Linked DNA regions of Homo sapiens: region 2 is linked to region 1. A link is a contact called in ENCODE Hi-C data. All regions are on one chromosome and are shown on one strand. The core of a region is the stretch at or near the end of the contact, and the rest is flanking DNA. Distances in the headings are between cores, read along the strand shown.

Region 1 (4,428 bases), core at 1,027-3,526:
AAACAGGTTAAGCATTATAGTTCAGAAATAAAAGTCCTCTACACTTTATGAATGCAGCCATAAATACACCAAGAAATATTTCATTGACTTAAAACTAAATAACTGTATCTGGCTGGTAAAATTGCAATTACTGATAAGTGGCACGAAAGCATAAGATAATCAATAAAACTATGAAAACTTTTTTTACAAAAGGTCAGTCATATTTTGTTTACTTAAAATACTAAGTTTAATCATGACCTATCTAAACCTTATCATTGCTCATTGTATAAAATTAGCACTGCACTTGCAAACATAAGCAGAATCTAGACTTATCAAACATATGGTGAGACTTCACCAGCTTCTGAAAAATTAAATAATATAGGATTAAAATGTCTTAGTTGGGTAAGCAGTAACCACCGTTACGGCTCAAGACTTTTCATCAAAAATTTGATCAGAAAGGAAACCTCTTTAAAAATTTTAAAGAGCCCAGCAACTAAAACTTTGAAATTAACTGAGATGGTTTGAATGAATATAAGTACTCCCACTTCAGAAGCTACAGCTAAAAGCAAATACCTAAAATAGCAAAAAGGGAAAAAGTGTCAGCAGATCTCCAAACTACTAGAAAGTACGCAAAAGCACACGCAGACTGGTTTGCCAGCTAACTTTTCCGGCCCTGTACCAGACAGACATCAAAACAAAGTTTACAATAGAGCCAACCATGCGCTTTCCCTCTAAACTGGACGATAAACTGAAATTTTTTGCTGTTGCTAATAGAAGCCCCTTATTATAATTAGAAGCAGCCAACTGACAGGTGGAAAAACAAATTCCCTAACAGGGCAGTAAGAGGTTGTGAAAACACGGTTCAAGGCCTGAACGTGTTACGACTACTCTGTAACAAGTCCAAGGTAATTTACGCACACACTCTTCAGCGCAATTCCTCAAGCAGAGATGAGACGGGAACAACAGGATTCCCCGAGAGCCACATACCATTTTACAACAGCCGTCTCCCTCCCGACAGAGAAACAGACATTTTCATCCAAAGTCTTTCCGCCAGTTCTCCCAGTGCGGCGAAGGGAAGCGGGCGGCAGCCACCGTAACGAGAGAAGCCGGCAACAGCCCCGCCGCGCGGCCGCCACGCCTTCCTCCCGCCGCCGCTGGGGACGCGGAGCCGCGGATCACATTTCTCCTCCCCAACAATCACACACACGCACGCACGTCCCCAGAGTTGACACCCTGCAAACCCGCTGCTCCGCGACGCTGGGGACGGGGCCACAAAGCCCGGGACGCGGCCATCGGCTGGGGTGCTCAAGCTGCGTGCCTGCGCGTTTGTTTGTTCCCCTTAATGAAAGGAAAGGGATCTCCGTAGTTACGGCCTAGGACTGCGGAGGGGGAAGAGAGGCTCCCCGTGGGACTAAACAAAACTTCGGTTGCTGGGAAGAGCCGTTGCGCAACCTTGGCAGGGGGAGGGGGGGCCGAGGCCCCCGGGCCCCGGCCAGGCGCGGCTTCCCGGAGGCTACGGCCCCCGCGTCCGGCGGCCCAGGGCCTGGCGTGGCGCCGGCTTCGAGGGAGCGGCTCATACCGGGCCACACTGCAGGGGCTAGGGCGGAAACTGGGAGCACGAGAGCGCTGGGGATGCGGATGGGGCACGGGACGCGCAATGAGTGCGGGCTGCGCCGGAGGTGTCGGGCCAGGCCCGGGTCAGGCTTGGGGTCCGCTGGCCGCGGAGCCCGCAGACGGAGCCGATCCCCCCACCCCGGGGTGGCGGCGCCCCTCGCTCGACTCCCTTACCTTCCTAGAGGCCCGCGCTCTCTCCTCTTCGGGCGGCCGCAGCCCTGAGCATGTCCGGGGTGGGGCGCAGGGCCGTGCCGGGGACCGGGAGCCAGGCGCTTCAGCAGGCGGCACCACCCAGCCCGGGCTCAGCCCCTCTCCGCGGCCGCTGCCATCTTGTCCTGGCGGCTGAGAGGAAACGGCGAAACACCCTCCCCCGACCGCTGCTGCTGCTGCTGCTGCTCTGGCTGCTAAGCGCCGGGCCCGTCTCCCTCATCTTCCTTCCCGGGGATTTGGGGTGGGGACGGCTTGGCTAGGGCGAGGGGTAGTGGGAGGCCGGTCGGCCTCCGGCTACTGGGGCCTACGGGCGACGCAGGGTGCGGGGCCCACGGCGATTGGGGCCCATTCCTGACGCCCCGGCCGGGAGCGGAGAAGGAAGACTGGCGGGAGTGGTGGCGACGGCGGGGCCTGCGGCTTGATCTCCTCAGGTCGCCGCGATGCCGGCAGTCGTCACTGAGGCAGCTGCCACCAGCCGCCCCAGCCTCGGGCCCCTCCTCCGCGCTCGTCGGCCTCGGCCACCGCCTCCGCAGCGCCACCGCCCGCCCGGCAGCGCTGCGCGCCCAGCCCGGGCGGCTCCGCTCCGCTCCGGCCGCGGCGCCTCCGTGAAGCCCCTCCCCGGGGTCCGCCCGCCAGTCCGCAGCCGCGCCCTTGTTGCCCGGAGCCCGCCTGCCAGCCCGTGCGGCCCCAACCCGGAGTCCCGCAAGCCAAGCCTCCCGCGAAAGAAGCATCCGTCAGCCCGGCTCTGCTGTTCTGAACCTCACTCCATGCCCCCTCCGCCAGAAATACACATTTTTAAAAAAGATCCCAATACCCGAAGAAAGGATGAAGATGCGGAAGCAGGATTTTACAGGCCTTTCGAGATCCCGGAACCGTAATTAAGGATCTGTTTCTCGGCATTTGGTCGTTAAAGGTCCCAAAATAAGTAAAGGGGAAATGCTCAAATGAACGACCTCAATCTAAACTAGGTTCTACCCGCTCCCCTATCCCAAAGAGTGAAGAGAATTGTAAAGCCAGGTTCAAGGACGGGGGAAGGGTCCTCTTGGAAATTTTAAGAGCATCTCTACTGTCCAAAACCCCATAATTGTGAAGTTCGCCCACCTCCACATTGGTAATTCTCCGTTAAATTAGTCGGTTTAACTCCCAAAGACTAGTTTCTTTCCTCCTGGAGATTAGGAAATCAACAGAATGGCCTGTTTCAGCTTACATAATCGTGGAACCATAGAATTTTAGGAATGAAAGAAGCTTTGCGATCCTTGGTCCCAACTCTTACACTCAGGAGTTCCAAGAAGTTTAGGTGACATGACCAAGGTTATACAGTAAAGCCCATGTCTCCCACCCCATCTTTCCTCCTTTTCCCTAGGAAACAAATGGCTTTCTAATACCTCACATTCAGAGTTGATTTTCTTTTATACCCGTTTCCTCAGGTTCCCTTTGTTCTGAATCAATGTCTAACCTTTTGGGAAACAAACACCTTTCTGGAATGGAAGTGTCCTTTCTTTGTTTCCTTCATAATCTTCACTAGCAAGATTGAATTTACCAGAGATGTATTTATTCCCAGAAATTTTCTATTGCAGTAACTGGGGCAGGGCAAAGGGAGTGGCAAATTGCTGCATACATAATACACATTTAATCCCTGCTGCTCTTCAAACCGGAAGATGAGTATTTTGGATAATGCCTTTAAGAGACAAAGGAGGCCGGGCGCGGTGGCTCGCACATGTAATCCCAGCACTTTGGGAGGCTGAGGCGGGTGGATCACCTGTGGTCAGGAGTTCAAGACCAGCCTGGCCAACATAGTGAAACCTGGTCTCTACTAAAAATGCAAAAATTAGCTGGGCGTGGTGGCGGGCGCCTGTAATCCCAGCTACTCGAGAGCTGAGGTAAGAGAATCGCTTGAATCGCTTGAGCCACTGCACTCCAACCTGGGCGACAGGGAGAGACTCTGTCTCAAAAAATAAAATAAAAGAGAAAGGATAGTATGCCCTGAGGCCACTGGAAATAACACTTTCGAATGACAGTTGTTTTCAGGTTAGAGAGGATAACCAGCTGAAAAGGCTTCCAATATAGAAGAACAAAACAATGGCTGCCTTTCAGAGAGATAGCCTATGAACCATTCCTTTTCACTTAGTATTTCGTTACTTTTTATTTTTCTTAAGAACAATAGTCAAAAGAATCAAAGAGGATAAAATCATTTACTCAACGGAGAAAGCTACAATAGTAGAAAAATCTGTCAGGAGGAACAGAGAAACTATTCCACTAGAACTTCAAATTTCAGAATTTTTGCAGACATTTAAGGAGGCCATCTCTAATGGAAGGCTTCCATTCCCTGTATTTGCTACATCCATGAAGAGATGGAAATGAGAGACAAGGATTTATTTTCCTTTCTATCTCCTGCATGTTGCTACTCACTACACTATATATTCCAGGAGGGGATTCATTCATCTTTTTTTTTTTTTAGATGAAGTCTCGCTCTATTGCCAGGGTTCAAGCAATTCTCCTGCTTCAGCCTCCCGAATAGCTGAGACTACAGGCATGCCCCACCATACCCAGCTAATTTTTGTACTTTTAGCAGAGACGGGGTTTTACCATGTTGGCCAGGATGGTCTCGATCCCTTGACCTCGTGC
Region 2 (4,428 bases), core at 1,188-3,687, 3.0 Mb before region 1:
CCTATATTCAGAATTGGAAAGAAATTAGGTTTGGCCTAATGAAAACCAGGCAATGGGACCAAATCACAGAAATGAACTCCGACATTCTGTTTTGTTCCCACCCATGAAAATGTTTATGGTTTAGAAATTGCTGGACATTCTGCAGACCACAGACAAACCTTTACATGCAACATGGCATTGGCAATCTGGGCAGCCCTACCAAAATGGGATGACATGGTGCCATTCATATCATACCAGCCCGCGAGAGTAAGGAGAGCTGGGAATCCTCCCACTGAAGCAGCTCCTGTCGCTCAGCTCTGCTCTCTGAACTAGATGGGTGTGATGAACACCATTTTACAGAGGTGGAAACTGAGGCCCAGAGAAGTTCAAGAATTTGTACACGGAAAAGTTAATAATGTGTAGAATTAGGATTCCAACTCAGGTTGAATTCTAAAACCCCTATGCTTTGCTGCCACCATGCATTAGTTACTATTGCTGTATAACAAATTACTTCAAAGCTTCATAGCTTAAAACAACAAACATTGATAATCTTAATAGTGTTTGAAGGCCAGAAATCCAGGCGTGGCTTCGCTGGGTGGTGCTGGCTCAGAATCTCTCATGAGGTTGCAGTTAAGCTGTTGGCCAAGACTCCTGCCTTCTTAAGGCTCTACTGGGCCTAGACAATCTGCTTCTCAGGTCAGTAATGAAGTTGTTGGCCAGATGCTTCAGTTCCTTGTCACCTAGGCCTCTCTGTAGGACTGTTTACAACATGGCAGTTTGCTTTCCCCAGAGCAAAGGATTCAAGTGAAAGAGAGCAGGGCACATGAGAGAGCACCCAAGCCAGGAGACAGGAACTTCAGTCTTTTTGTTAGTTTTTTGGTGCAGTCTTGTATAACCTAATCTCAGAAGTGATATGCCATTCACACCCACCATTTGCTATTGGTCATGCATACCAATCCTGGTACATGGTGGGAGGTGTCTACACTAGGTTGTGAACACCAGGAGGCTGGGATCATTGAGGGCCATCTTGAAGGCTGGTGACCACACTCCTCATTACTCTAAAGTAAGACAAGAAGGCACAATCCTGCAAATACCAAGGCAATATCCTCAAATAAGTCACAAAATTTCATCTTAGTCTAATCACTTTTTTGGGTGGTTGTTTATTTAACAAATATTCAATTAACCCAAGACAATGGGCCCAGCCCTATAGATACAGGCAGGAGTTAAACCTAGAACCTACATTGAGTTATAACAGAAACCAGGAATCAGGCCATGAGGGTTCATGGAAAAGAGAGGCCAAGAAAGAGAGCTAGAATCAGGACCCTGTGACAAAATGGTTCTAAAATCTTCTAATCCAGGAATGGGTTCCTCCTTAGACAATTTGATTTTTGGTTTCCTGGGCCTTGACAACATCCCCACAGAAAATGGAGTCGGGGAAGGGGAAGGGGGAGGAGAGGAGACAAAGGAACAAATGTCCTTAGCAGCTTACCAATTTCTGGAATTTCACAAATGGGCATTCTTTCTTAAGCTCGAATATATCAGAACCCATTTTTTGAGCTGGAATTTGCTTAAAAAAAAGTGGAGGGTAGGAAAAGAAAAGAGCCACCCAAATACTAAAGGTAGATAAAGGAAATGTCTGTTTTGATGTACGGTCTCTGAGAACAGGGCAAATCAGAGTCCAGTACTGCCAGTGCAAAATCACTCTTTACAATTATATTCATTATAATTACCTTTTTGAATAAATGAACTAAATCATTTCCATTAACCTCCTCCCCCATCTCACCCCCGTATAACAAGAACCTAGCTAGGTAGTAGCTTTCATTCCATTCCTCTCTTGTCCCCTCTCCCAAACACTTCCTCACCTGCTCTTGTAATCAGATCTTCTCTATGACTATGGGAAAGTTACTAAAAACCCTAAATGATTATTTCCCAATCTGGATAATACTAATAATACCAGCTCCAACCTACTACATAGGCTGAAAAACTATATACGCAGAAGTAATTTTACATTCAAGACAGGATGTGTGCATGTGTGTGTGTCAATTCCAAGAAGCCCGATATGCACAGCCTCATTTTCATTCCAAACACTGGTACGCCGATCACTCCTGAACAACTACGTTTCCAAGGCGCCTGCCAAGCTTGCAGGTGCATTCCCCAAGTGCGCCAGCCCACCCACATGGGTCAAGGGAAAACCTGTTTCCCTGACTTGGTAAGTAGACAAGTCAAGCCAATTTCCTCCCCGAGTAAACCATCCTCCGCCCTGGTCCCCCTAGTCCTTTGGTTCTAGAGTCTCGGGGTTTAGTCATCCAGCCGCCGCGTCCGTCTTGATCCGCGCTCACTGCCGCAGCACCACAACCGAAACGCCTTCCCCCACTCTGAAGGACTACAGCCCCCGGCAGGCCCCGCGACAACAGCGACAGCCACGTGACCTCGCTTCCCTGGGTGCCACGGTCATGTGACTTCGGCAAGATGGCTGCCCTGACAGCGGAGCATTTTGCAGCACTCCAGAGCCTGCTCAAGGTAAGTCGAAGGGGTGGGGACAGCGTGAGGTGGCCCTTTGTCTCCGAGACTTTAGACGGAGCAGGAATTGGGAACAAATTGACCCTGGTTTGGAGCCACAACTCTGCTGCTTGTTCTCTGTGTGATCCCAGGCAAATCGTTGCGTCTTTCTGAGCTTTTAAAAAGTAAGAACAAAATATCGTTTTGACAGGAACGTAAGATAAAAAAAAATAAAATAATGGGCATGAAGGCGCAGTACAACCTCCTGCTATTAGTCTTTGGGATTGGTTTTCGGTATTGGTGCATTGAAGTGGTAATTGCTAGACCCACGTTGTCAGTTCCCCATTTCATCCCGTAGCCCCTCCTGCATTGCACAATTAAGAAATTATCTCCTACTGCGTCTGCCCAGCCCTCCGAATGACCTGTGCGTTCAATGTTCCCTTGAGGTCCAGATTTTCCCTACTCTCTTTGACCTGCGAAAGGGGCAGGACATACTCCTGATAATCATTTGAAAAGTTGTGAGGTTGAAAGGGACCTACTTCATAGGGCTTTGTAAAGCTCAAATGAAGTATTATTATTATTTGAGACGGAGTCTAGCTCTGTTGTCCAGGCTGGAGAGCAGTGGCGCAATCTCGGCTCACTGCAACCTCCGCCCCCCGAGTTCAAGCAATTCTATGCCTCAGCCTTCCGAGTAGCTGGGATTACAGGCGCCCGCCACCAAGCCTGGCAAATTTATGTATTTTTAGTAGAGACGGGGTTTCAACATCTTGGCCAGGCTGGTCTTGAACTCCTGACCGCGTGATCCACTCGCCTCCGCCTTCCAAAGTGTTGGGATTACAGGCGTGAGCCACCGCGCCTGGCCGGAATTATTTAACTTATGATTTGCCCTGTAGGAGAAAGGGCAGCTTTATTTTCCTTCGTAGAACTTGTCGCTAGCTATTTGCCCGTTGTCCGTCTGTCTCATAAGAATGTAAGATCCATCAGGGACCTTTCCTTTCTTCCTCTCTCTTTTTTTTTTTTTTTAAACACCAGGTGAAGAGGGTTGAGTTACTCTCCTCAATTTATGGCACATCATCATCATCGGTCCATGTAATAGTCTCTGTTTTGTTTTACTTATTTATTTTTTAATTGCCTTCTCAGTGTTCATTAGCATTCTCCACTCCTAAGGGGATCTACTCTTTTGTTCACAAGTGTTAATGCCCAATAAGTAGAACAATAATACCTGGCACACAGCACGTGCTCAGTAAATAGCTGTTAAATGAATTAATAAATGAAGTAACAGAGCTGGGACTGGCAATCTAGGGCTCTCAGCTCCCAACCCAGTGCCTTTTCACCTTCATTTTGGCTGCTCTGTACCTACCCCCGCCCCTATACCTGTTGGTCTTATGCACTCTTTTCTTTTAAAAACTTTAAAAGATTAGTGTGTAGTATACATACAGAAAAGTGCATAAACCATACATTTACAGTTAAATGATTTATTACACACCAATGTAACCACCACCAAAGTCAAAAAATGAAATGTTACCAGTACCCCAGAAGTCCCCCTTTCGCCCTTTCTTTGCTTCCTCACTTTCTTCCCCAATGGTAACCTCTATGTTTGCTTCTGATACAATTCATTTAATATTGCCCATGTTTGAACTTAACATAAATGGAATAATACAGCATATACTTTTTTTTTATGCCTGGCTTCTTTTGCTCACCATTATGTAGCAGTAGTTCATTGATTTTCATTGCTACTGTCCTGTGTACTTTCTTTTCTTTTTTTAAAAAAATACTTAGACTTTTTATTATGAGATAATTATAAATCCATATGTAGTTGTAAGAAATAATATAGAGAGATCCCATTTATCCTTTACTCAGTTTCCCTCAGTTCTGCAGGATTCTGCGGAACTATACATAATATAGTATATATACTATTATGTATAGTATGTATATAATATAGAGTATACA

The links. Hi-C counts contacts between places; a loop is a spot of excess contacts on that map. Pooled maps may share reads with other maps.
Region 2: a map of CD8-positive, alpha-beta T cell shows a loop between it and region 1 (5-fold over the local background). The contact joins the promoter of COMMD9 here to the promoter of HIPK3 in region 1. A Hi-C loop is called at or near these places in 2 of 168 maps with a recorded cell type or tissue (CD8-positive, alpha-beta T cell and naive thymus-derived CD4-positive, alpha-beta T cell) and 5 of 50 pooled maps.

Annotation. Positions count from the first base shown.
Region 1 is chr11:33,255,229-33,259,656 of GRCh38, reverse strand. It overlaps HIPK3 (homeodomain interacting protein kinase 3), which reads right to left and starts at 2,276. Exons shown (of 17, transcript NM_005734.5): 1 at 1,768-2,276. RefSeq lists enhancers at 802-891, 932-981 and silencers at 1,322-1,521, 1,592-1,931, 2,192-2,521.
Region 2 is chr11:36,287,433-36,291,860 of GRCh38, reverse strand. It overlaps COMMD9 (COMM domain containing 9), which reads left to right and starts at 2,437. Exons shown (of 6, transcript NM_014186.4): 1 at 2,437-2,499. The coding sequence starts at 2,449. RefSeq lists enhancers at 2,287-2,536, 2,373-3,075.